Linked DNA regions of Mus musculus: region 1 is linked to region 2. Evidence: chromatin contacts called from ENCODE POLR2A ChIA-PET data. All regions are on one chromosome and are shown on one strand. The core of a region is the stretch at or near the end of the contact, and the rest is flanking DNA. Distances in the headings are between cores, read along the strand shown. Region 1 holds the start of Cmtm7 (CKLF-like MARVEL transmembrane domain containing 7). Region 2 holds the start of Cnot10 (CCR4-NOT transcription complex, subunit 10).

Region 1 (5,650 bases), core at 60-2,559, 140 kb before region 2:
AATTTCTTCTGGCTTCTGCAGGCACCCGGCACACACATGGCGCACAGAGCTAGATGTGGGCAGAACACCCATACACATAAAATAAATTCACTAAGTTAAAAAAAAAATCAAAGAATCTATTTAAAAAAAAAAGTCTTAGGCAGTAGTGGCACACGCTTTTAACCCCAGTACTGGGGAGGCAGAGGCAGACAGATCTCTGAGTTTGAGGCCAGCCTGGATTCCAGAGTGAGTTCCAGGACAGCCAGTAATATACAGAGAAACCCTGCGTGTGGGCAGGGAGCATAAATTAGGACTAACCTGGTGTTGTTTGACTTCTAACACTGAGACAAACAAACTTCTATTCACCCCAGGTCCAATAACAGACCAGGAAAAGAAAAGTAAACATTCCATCATGAGACAAAAGAATCTCTCCTCTTTTCTTAGGCTGCTTTTATCAGACATTTTCTATGTCCTGAGATAGACGAATCTCTCTTCACCGAAGAGTAAGGTAGACAGAGTGACAGAGCAGGACACTAGACATCCTCCACTGGCCTCTGTATACACACACACACACACACACACACACACACACACACATACATACTTAAAAAGATGTACTGCGATGCTGAGAGTGGTGTCCTGATTAGCTTTAACTGTCGACTTTGACAGTGCCTAGAGTCACCTCGGTTGGGTATGGTATCATTCCAGCACCCGGGAAGCAGAGGCAAGGAGAATACCTGCGAGTTTGAGGCTAGCTGGGTTTATACAGGAGTTCCAGGTTAGCCAGTGGTACACACTGAGAGCCTGGCTTGTTTGTTTGTTTTGTTTGTTTTTGAGGCAGGATCTCTCTGTGTAGTCCTGGCTGTCCTGGGGCTCACTATGTAGACTAGGTTGACCTCGAACTCACAGAGATCCTCCTGCCTCTGCCTTCCTAGTGCTGGAATTAAAAATAAGTGCTACCCAACTCTGGCAAGAGAGAGTATGTTTTTAGAAAGAAAGAAAAAAAGGCAAAAATAACAACAACAAAAAAAAATAATAAGAAAGAAAGCAGAATGGTGGGAGGGTGGGGGAGGAAGGTCCTGAGGCGATGGACCTGTTTTTATTGCTGTAGGTGATGGTGGCACAGGTGCGTGCCCCGTGCACACACACAGAAGCAGAAATGAACAGCGCAGCACGGTATGCTCAGGGCATTTCCCCCTACTCGTGTCAGTACCTAGTAGCAGCCGCACCCACACAAAAAATCCCTGGAGGCTCATCACCAGCTGTGACCTGGGCGGTGCGCTCCTGGGAGAGGCCAGGGCCCCAGGCGTCCGGTTTCCTGCCCACGCCAGTCCAACTTCCGCGTGTCTAGAGGGCAGGGGCTTGCGGGGCATCTGCTCCCGAGTCCTCTCCGGGTCCGGCCGCAGCTGGGAAGAGGGAGCCGTGCGCCCCGCCCCTGAGGCTCCGCCCCGTCCCGTCCCAGCTTCACCGGCCAGAGGTCCCCGGGCCTCGGAGGCGGCCAGCCCGGGCTGGGTCGCGCGATGTCTCATGGATCGGGGCTCGTCCGGACCACGTGCAGCAGCGGCGGCGCGCTGGGGCCAGGCCAGCCCTCGGAGGGACTGCTGGACCGGGTGTACCCGCTCACCCACGGCGCCCTGTTCAAAGTGGCGCAGATGGTAAGAAGAGTGGAGTGGAACCTGGGGACCCGTACACGGGGCTGCACCTGGCCCGGACCTTGGGAGCACCGCGCGCCCCTTTGATGCCCCAGTGTCCCCCTAGAAAGTTCCGGGAACAGCCGACAGGATCCCTGGCCCCCTCACTTCTCCAGCTGCCTCCCTACCGGGCCCAGCTCACTTCCCCACCGAAACCCGGGGTGCGAGTTCCTCCTCGTCTTCCTTCCTCTTCTCCAGGCCGCACGTCTCGCACCCGGGCTGGGGGAGGGAGAGTCTCCTGCTATCCCCTGCCATCTCCAGGCCGCGCACGGGCTCCCGCCCGAGAGGGTAGAGCTCGGCGACAAGAGGGCTCGGCTTGACTTTCGAATCTCTGCTGGGGATCGGGAGAAGCGCCGCCTTTCAGACCATCGCCAGGTCCCCTGCGCCCTGTCAGCCTTCCGAGGCGCCTCAGAAGGCAGAACTAGTTAACTAGGTTAACTAGGCAGGCTTGTGGCTAGGGGGCTTCTGGTGCTCGCTTGGAGCCAGGCAGGGCAAGGCGAGCAGCCGGCTGTTACTGTGACCAGAGCTGCACAAAAGCTTCTGGCCCGACCAGAAGTTTACCAGGCCTGATCCTGTTCGCTCTCTACCCACCCTTCTTTTTTCCCTCCCGTTTTTGTTTTTCAACCTCTGTGCAAATGTCTCGTCTACAATACCTTTTCTGTTTGTGTGGTGTGTTTTGAAACTGGGCTGGGCCGTTTGAATTCCCTACTTATCATGGGTGGAGAGGGGAGTGGTGGTTTGTAGAAAGCTGCGGAGAGATGTAGGGACCCCAGTGCAAGGTCACAGACCCGGAAGCTGGGACCTGCCAGCGAAGCTGGAGCAGCCTCCCCCCTCCCCGACCCCCCCCCCCCGGGGCTGGTACAGGGCCAGAGCTTTGTGCCTTCCATAACCGTTATTTTGGATGCCTAGAGTGTAGAAAGGTGGGAGGAAGACGTTCCGCCTCTCCTGAGAAGGGTGCCTAAATGGACCAAGATTGGGACACAGGCAGTTTTAATACGGAACTAAAAAGGTCTGGTGCTAAGCAGTCTTGGATTTGAGTGGATGGTGTGTGGGACCCAGGCTAAGGGCTTTGATCAGCCAAATAAAAGCCCGAGAGGCCACCTCTTTGATCATTAAAGGATGGTTGGAGTCAAAGAGACTTTACAGTCTTACGCCCATGCGAAGACGAGGGCCGCGGCAGAGATTTGGATCAGGCCTCTGCCTTGATCCATAAGGGAAGCCGATGGGAAGGGAATGCCCTTGCTGGGCCGTGACTTGGGTGCACAAAATTAATGGCGATGAGAATGCTGGTCCGTGAGACTGAGGAGCAGGGATACTTACTGTGTGCTTTGGATGACAGTGATACAGAGCTTGTCCAAAATCAGTGAGTGTGGATTTTAACCATGACGTCATGGGCCCGCCGCCTCTCTGCATGCTCCAGTTAAAACCCCGTAGAAAGATGACCAAGTCCTGGGAGTGAGGCTGCCTGCTTGGCCCTGGCTGGCTCCTGCTCTGCCCCGCAACTCTGACTGGGATCTCCACTGTCAGAATCCTCTGCTTATCTGTTGAGGGTAAACAGAAGCAGATGCGCTGTGAGCGCCCTTCGGGGGGGTCACAATCCCAATTTGCCCGTGGCTCAGTGACATACAGACCTCTGGTTCTGTGAAGTGTTTTTAGCTTGTTCTGACCAAGAGAATTTTCAACATATTACCTTAAGAACCAGAAAGGCTGGGGTTGGGAAGATGGCTCAGTGGTTAAGACTCTGTACTGCCATTCCAGAGGTCCCGAGTTCAATTCCCAGCACCCACTTCAGGTGGCTCTATAACTCCAGGGAGATTTGATGCCTTTGACTCCCTCTGGCACCTGCATTCACATGCACCCACTCACACACAGATATACGTACATAATTTAAAAACTAAGGACGGCCAAGGCCAAAGCCGGGGCTGTAGCTCCATTGGTAGAGTGCTGGATCAGAAGAGCCCCGTGCCCAGTTGTGCAACCTATATATTGGGTATGGTGGTGGATCCTGCCTTTAATCTCAGAACGCAGGTGGTAGAGGTAGGAGACTCGGGTTCACAGTTATTCTCATCTACTTAATTCTAGGCCAGCCTGGGCTACATGGGAACCTTGGCGCGCCTCTCCTCCAGGCCGAATTCCTGCAGCTGGGTCCTCACGCTCCGTCTTCCTCAGTAGTCAGTGCCTTGGTCGCTGGTCTTGACTTTGAGGTGTCTTTTTGTTCATTTGTTTGGTTTTTTATCCAAACAGGGTTTCTCTCTCTGACTGTTCTGAAACACCTCTGTAGACCAGGCTGGCCTTGAACTAAGAGGTCTGCCTGCCTCTGCCTCCTGAATGCTGAGATTGAAGGCCTGTACTGCCTCTCCTTTTTTTTTTTTAAGCCATGTACTGCTCTTAACAATGCACAGGGAACTGCATACTCTACACCTTGACTGCATCATTTCACTAAATGTTTTTAAGGGATGGAGAGAGCTATGTCTTTGACTAGTAAGGAAACCGCCTTAAGGCAGTATGAGCGCCTAAAGCCACACTGCCAGTGGCAGCAGCCCAAGTCCGGTTTTCACCGGTATCCGCTCCTTGCATCCCCAGAACACACAATTCTGGCAGAGTCTGAACTTGCTAATGATCCAGAGAAATCTTAACCTTGGTGAGGCGAGGTCACACACAAGACAGTGATGATAATCGAAGGGACAGATGACAAGTGGCTTGGGGGCAAAAGGAGTAAAGAGGCTGGAACTCTGGGATGCTTGCTGAAGATGGAAGCAGGGAAATGATGCAGCCATTGTAGGGACAGCCTGCACTAGCTTAGGAGTTATGTCACACACAGCATGGAGACCTGAGTCTGTGCCCCCCCACACACACACATATACACACACTATACATACATACACACACACACCACACACATACTCATACAACACACACATATACACACACCATACATATACATACACACACACAGTACACACATATACATACACACACACATATACATACAACACACATACACACGCACACGCACATAAAATGGGAGCTATAAGACCAGTACTTCTGCTAGCCCAGGAGAAGGGAAAATATTATGTACACAGATATATTCATTTTCATTGTTCACAATAGCCAGAAACTAGAAACCACAGACAACCTACCAAACGTTGCATGAATTAATAACAGAAACAAAAAGTGCTACATTTGATGAGTTATTATACAGAAAAAAATGGGGAAGGATACTGAGTTATGGTACTGTATGTGAGCTTTGGAAACACTGTGCTAAGAGGGAGGGGAAAGCCACTCATCAAAAGATCATGTTCTATGATTCTAGTCAGATGAAGTATTATTGAAAATAGGCAAATTCATAGACACAGAGGAAAATCAGCGACTGCTCAGGGCTGCGTCGGGGCACTGGCGGAAGGAAGTTGGAAGTGACTGTTGGTGGGTGTGAGGTTTGGGGTGATGACTGAAACGGTTAAAAGTTGTGGTTGGTGGTTAGACAGCCGTTGAGAGGATACTAAGAGCCGCTGGACTTCACACTTGAGATGGGAGTTAAGACTCAGCCATTAAAAAAAAAAGTCTTACAGAGGCAGTTGGTGGGGGGGGGGGCAAAGAACACTTTGGACAGCCTCCAGGTATGGGAAGCAGGGCTATATTTCAGGGACACCCACAGCCTGCCGAGCCTCACAGAGTGCAGGCTGATGGGCCAGTCTTCTGGTATCAACTGGGTGTCCTCCATGGGGCCAGCCAGAGCTGAAAGGGAACAAATGGTTAGCTTTGTGGTTCTGTGAACTAGGAGTGAGTGGTGTCCAGACCTGGAATCCTAGCTACTCAGGAGGTGGAGGCAGGAGGATCAGAGGTTCAAGGTCATGCATGACTACACAGAGTCCAAGACCAGACTGGACTAAAGCAGACCCTGCCTGAAGGAGGGAGGCCTGGGGTTTGCATACCTTGAACTTCAGTGCTTCCAACTTGTGGATCTCAGAGTTCAAGGCCAG
Region 2 (5,380 bases), core at 1,302-3,801:
GTTTTTCGAGACAGGGTTTCTCTGTGTAGCCCTGGCTGTCCTGGAACTCACTTTGTAGACCAGGCTGGCCTTGAACTCAGAAATCCGCCTGCCTCTGCCTCCGGAGTGCTGAGATTAAAGGCGTGCACCACCACACCCAGCCTTAAATTTATTTTTAAAGTTTTATTTATTTATTATATATAAGTACACTGTAGCTGTCTTCAGACACACCAGAAAGAGGCATCAGATCTCATTACAGATGGTTTTGAGCGACCATGTGGTTGCTGGGATTTGAACTCAGGACCTTCGGAAGAGCAGTCAGTGCTCTTACCCTCGGAGGCATCTTGCCATCCCTACAATAAAATTTTAATGATGATGTTGTCATACAGCTAAAATCCTCTCCATTGTTTGTATCTTAACAAATGGCCCTTAGCTCTGTAGATGCTCAAGAATGATTTCCATAGCAATGTCTTTAAACTGTAAGATTAACAATAACTGGGACTGGAGAGATGGCTCAGCGGGTAAGAGCACTGACTGCTCTTTCAGAGTTTCCCAGTTCAATTCCCAGCAACCACATGGTGGCTCACAACCATCTGTAATGGGATCCGATGCCCTCTTCTGGTGTGTCTGAAGAAAGCGACAGCGTACTTAATATATAATAAATAAATAAATCTTTAAAAAATAATAAATAAATAAATCTTTAAAAAATAATAAATAAATAAAATTAAATTAAACTTGAGATAAGATCTTGTTTCCAGTCTAGTTTGCTCTCAAATTCAAAATTCTCCTGCCTCTACCAGCTGAGGCTGGAATATTATGCATGTGTACATCTGACCTCTAAATTTTTTGCTCAAGATTTACACCAGCAAAGGACTAGCTTTAAAACCAGGAACCACTGTAAATATTTTAATAAAATATTTCATGACTTTTTTCTTCAGGCAGAGTCTGATCTTGCTTATATCCCTGATTGGCCTTAGAATAGAAATCTGATTTTGAAATCTATTGAATCCTGTGGAAGCCATTTCTTTCCTACTACCATTTAACTTCTGCAAATCAAATTCAGGTCATCAGGCTTAGTGGCAGGCATTTACCCTCTGATCTATTCTGCTGGTAATTGGCTTATTTTTTAAAATAAAAATAAAAATTTCAAAGTCTTATGAGGAGTACCTGGTGTGATGGTGCAGCCTTTAATCCAACACTCGGGAGGCAGAAACAGGCAGATCTCTAAGGTAAGCTACACAGAAAATAGAAAAATGTAAACCAAATAAATAGCTCCATGTGATTTATTTATTTACATACTTAACTATGCTCCCATCAAAGCACCATTTGGGTCACTTTACAATTCAGTGCTGTTGTCATTTATATATGAAGTTCCTCTCCCTCAAAAGCCTGCATATAGGAGGCCCGGCCCCCAGTCCTTGAGAGTGATAATAGGATTCCAACAGTTTGGAGCTATCCTTGGATTCATCCACTTGCAGATTCGTAATTTGGTGCATCATTAGGAAGTAATGGAAATTAAGGAGGTGCGGCCCAGTGGGGCTAAGTATCTCAGTTGCATGTGCCCTTGGAGACTATTTCTTCTCCCAGCTTCCTCTGCTTCTAGCACCAGGAAGGCAACAACTTTACTCTGTCACTTGTGCCCTGGCACAATGCACTGCTTCACTAATGGTCCAAAAACAATGGAACCAAGTGACCTGGGACTGAAAACTCTGATACACGAGGCAAAAAATCCATCCTTCCTCATTTAAATTCTCCTCTAGGGTATTTATCACAGAAGCAAAAAGTCTAACACAAATGCTTTTAATGTCTGTTTCTCTCCGTGAAATGAACCTCTGTTATTATAAATGCTGTTTGTTCTCTAGAAGGGAAAGGAAGAATGGAGTAGGTGCTTCTGGAACCCAAGGCTATGGTCATTGAGCAAAACCAGAACCAGTTCAGGGTTAAAGCCTTTGCCACAAAGACTGCCAGATAGGGATACATAGTGAGATTCTGTCTCAAAAAATTAAACAAACAAACAAACAAAAATTTGTCACGATATGGGCTAGAGATGAGATAGTTGGGAGCTGGGTAGTTGAAGAGTGGGTATTGTTTTTGCAGAGGATTTGAACTTGAATCTAAATCATTGTGCTTAGTAATCGTGATGCATCAAGCTTTTGTCTTAGACCGACCTACCATAGTAAGTTAATGGTTGCATGACTCGCAATCAGAGAAACCGCATGCATAATGCAGTCTGAATGGCTTTTTCAACTTGGCTACAAATAACAAAACAGCTCTGAAACTTTGAAAAAAAAAAAAGCCTTTTTTCTGGGGGAGGTGGCCTCCTCTAACAACACTTCTCTCATCCTCATTGTTATGGAAAAACAGCCCCTATGAGACTCAGAGCTTAGCACATAAACCTCAGGTGTGGTGCCTGCCATTTTGCTGAAATGCGGAACAAAAAGTCCTTCCCCTTCTGTGTTTCACTCAGGACCTACACTAGTGTACTTCCGGGTTTGCAGAAGGACGCGCTTCCGGGGCCGAGGCCAGCCCTAATTCCCACGCCCAGCTGGCCCCGCCCCGGAAGTAGCGTCTCCCTTGGCCGCTACGGGACGGAAGCTGTGGATGGCGGGGAAAACAGCCCTGCACCGGCGGATGTGTTGGCGCTGTTGCTAGACGACGAGCAGTAACTTCGTCACTTCCTCAGCCCGTGGCCCGCCCAGGACCTTAGCCGAGGCGACTGGAGCGGGCTTGAGCTGAAGAGTTGTCCCCCGCCGGTAGGACTCACCACCAGCCCGGCGGCGGGAGTCGGGGCCACGCCACCTACAGGGAGGAACTCGAGCCGAGGCGGGAAGATGGCTGCAGACAAGCCTGCAGGTGAGGCGCCCGCGCCGCGACCCAGGGGCTGACACACTGCGCGCGGGGACGGCAGGGCCCGCGTGGGGGACCCGAGGGCCACTTGACTTCGCTTGGGTACTTGTGCCCTTCACTCTTCTCAGCTGTCTCTACTGTGAGTCCAGTGGATTTTCTGCTGTGACACATCTTGATTCTACTGCACCCCATCTTGATTGCACTGCATTTGCCTTGCTCTCCAAGTTAATTCTGGCGCAGGAAGCTTGAATTTGTCACGCCGCTGTCCAGACGCTTTAAGGGAAAGTCTATCCGAGCACGCACGGTTGCCGTAAGGCCCCCCCAGGCTCAGCCACTGAAAAAGTTCCCTCTGGTCAGCGTGTCCAGTGGAGTCATTCTGAAAACTGTCTAAAGAGGCGTGACGTTTCACTGTGTCTCCTGCCTGCTCTCACTTACCTTGTTCCTCATCTGATTTTTCCCGAGCTCCTCGAGATTCCTTTTTAAAAGTCTTAATTATGTGTGTGAGTGCAGGTGCCTGCCGAGACTAGAAGAGGACATTGCGTCTACTGGAGCTGGAGTTACACAGTTGTGGGCCACCACTTGTGGGTGCTGGGAACCCAGTCTTGGTCCTCGGCAAGAGCAGCGAGTGCTGTTAACCGCTGAGCCATCACCTTTCCAGCCCCAAGATTAAGTTCTTTTTTTTTTTAAGTTATTTATTTATTTATTCATTATATGTATGTACACTGTAGCTGTTTTTCAGACACCCCAGAAGAGGGCATCAGATCTCATTAAGGATGGTTGTGAGCCACCATGTGGTTGCTGGGATTTTGAACTCAGGACCTACGGAAGTGTAGTCAGTGCTCTTAACCGCTGAGTTATCTCTCCAGTCCCAAGATAAAGTTCTTAATTTCTGTGGTTTTCTGTGGTACTCCATCAGGAATTTTTCCCATTAGGGAATTATGAGAGCCCATTTATTACCTGGAAAGTCTGCTATATTTCTTTGAAGAAAGTAATGTTTAGAGAGTGGGGCGGAATTGATTGGTTGATTGATTGATTGATTGATTGAGGCAGGGTCTCACTATGTATGTAGCCTTGGCTGTCCTGGAGCTCGCTATATAGACCAGGCTATTCTCAAACTCACTAGACATAAAGCCTCCTGAGTGCTAAATTAAAGTTGTGTGCCATTATACCCACTGCCATAGAATTTTAGCTAGGTGATCAGAGAAAATCTATTGTGAGGTGATTCCTTTTTTAAAGTTATTTTTAACTTTGGGTGTATGCACGTGAGGACAAATGCCTGAAGATGCTGTCCGAGGAGTTGGGTCACGCAGAGCTGGAGTTACAGGTAGTTGTGGGTGCTGGGAATCAAACTCAGGCCCTCTGAAGAGCAGTGTGTGCTTTTAATCACTGAGCACCAAGGTGATTTGCATGTCTTGGCTTTCAAGGATCAAATCCAATCATCAGGGCGCAAGTATCTTTACCCACCGAGCCCCTGCTGATCCAGCTCCTGCTGGGATAGTATTGAGCACAGATCTGAATAAAGTGAAGGGGTGATCCTGTTGGTGTGGGATGCAAGAAGGGTGCCAATTGCCTGCCCGGGTCTAGACGGGACCGGGACTGTCCTTGTTAATCAAAACAGTGCTGCTTCTGGAATCATTTCCCGGGAAGCGTCTCACCAGATCCAGGACTGCCCGGCTTGAGTTGCACCTCAGTCACGTGGCGTTCCTTCACTGCTTGCTTCCTTCCTTCACAAAGACACTGTGCAGGCATCCTTCAGATGATGAAGTGAGTGTAAGACAGCCTGCCTCTGAGGACCTGCACTCTGGACCTCTGCTGGGTTAAGTGGCATGGTTCTGGCTGTTGGGTCCTCGTAGTTGCTCTCTTACACTTTTCTTTTTGTTTTGTTTTGTTTTCTTTTCTTTTTTTTTTTTTTAGGTTTTTTTTCGAGACAAGATTTCTCTGTGTTGCCCCTGTCTGTCCTTGAACTCCCTCTGTAGACCAGGTTGGCCTCAAAAGCAGGAAATCCACCTGCCTCTGCCTCTGCCTCTACCTCAGAAGGCTGGCATCAAAGCGTGTGCTGACCCAGCTGCCAGCACCACTACCACCCGAGTAGTACTTTATCAGCACTTTACTCAGTGGGTAAAGGTGTTTTCTTTCAAGCCTGACACCTGAGTCCATCCCCAGGACTCATGCAGAGAAAACTGCCTTCTCCAGGTTGTCTCTGACACACGCACACGCAAGTAAACAGCACCAGCCAGTGTTTCTTATGGTAGTGGTGAAAGAGGCAGAAGAGACATGTTAAACTTATTTGGAAAGTGCCAGCCCAGGGTCCAGGAAGTGAAGGGGAGACACAGTGTATTCCATCCCTGCTCTTGATCCACCATGGGCTCTGAGAAGCCGTGGCAATCACTTCCTGTGGGAGTTTTTTTAAGGGGCCTCACCATGGCCCCCTCTGGAAAAACAGCCTCTGGAAGCAGTTTTTGAAAGTAGCACACGGGGAGAGGATTTGTCTGTGTTGCTTCCTCCTGCTTTCTTCTTCCGGTTGTTCAAGGGCATCTAAAAGGGAGGAACAGAG

What was found. ChIA-PET counts read pairs that join two places held with the same protein, here RNA polymerase II (POLR2A).
Region 1: POLR2A ChIA-PET joins it to region 2 with 17 read pairs in embryonic stem cell. The contact joins the promoter of Cmtm7 here to the promoter of Cnot10 in region 2. POLR2A ChIA-PET finds 5 or more read pairs at or near these places in 3 of 5 experiments (Patski and embryonic stem cell).

Annotation. Positions count from the first base shown.
Region 1 is chr9:114,777,652-114,783,301 of GRCm38, reverse strand. Cmtm7 (CKLF-like MARVEL transmembrane domain containing 7) reads left to right here and starts at 1,309. Exons shown (of 5, transcript NM_133978.2): 1 at 1,309-1,634. The coding sequence starts at 1,500. It overlaps Gm9888 (a long non-coding RNA gene), which reads right to left. Exons shown (of 3, transcript XR_003948087.1): 2 at 2,991-3,211; 3 at 1,630-2,004.
Region 2 is chr9:114,637,371-114,642,750 of GRCm38, reverse strand. Cnot10 (CCR4-NOT transcription complex, subunit 10) reads left to right here and starts at 2,551. Exons shown (of 20, transcript NM_153585.5): 1 at 2,551-2,832. The coding sequence starts at 2,811. Gm51659 (a long non-coding RNA gene) reads right to left here. Exons shown (of 3, transcript XR_003948085.1): 3 at 4,742-5,361.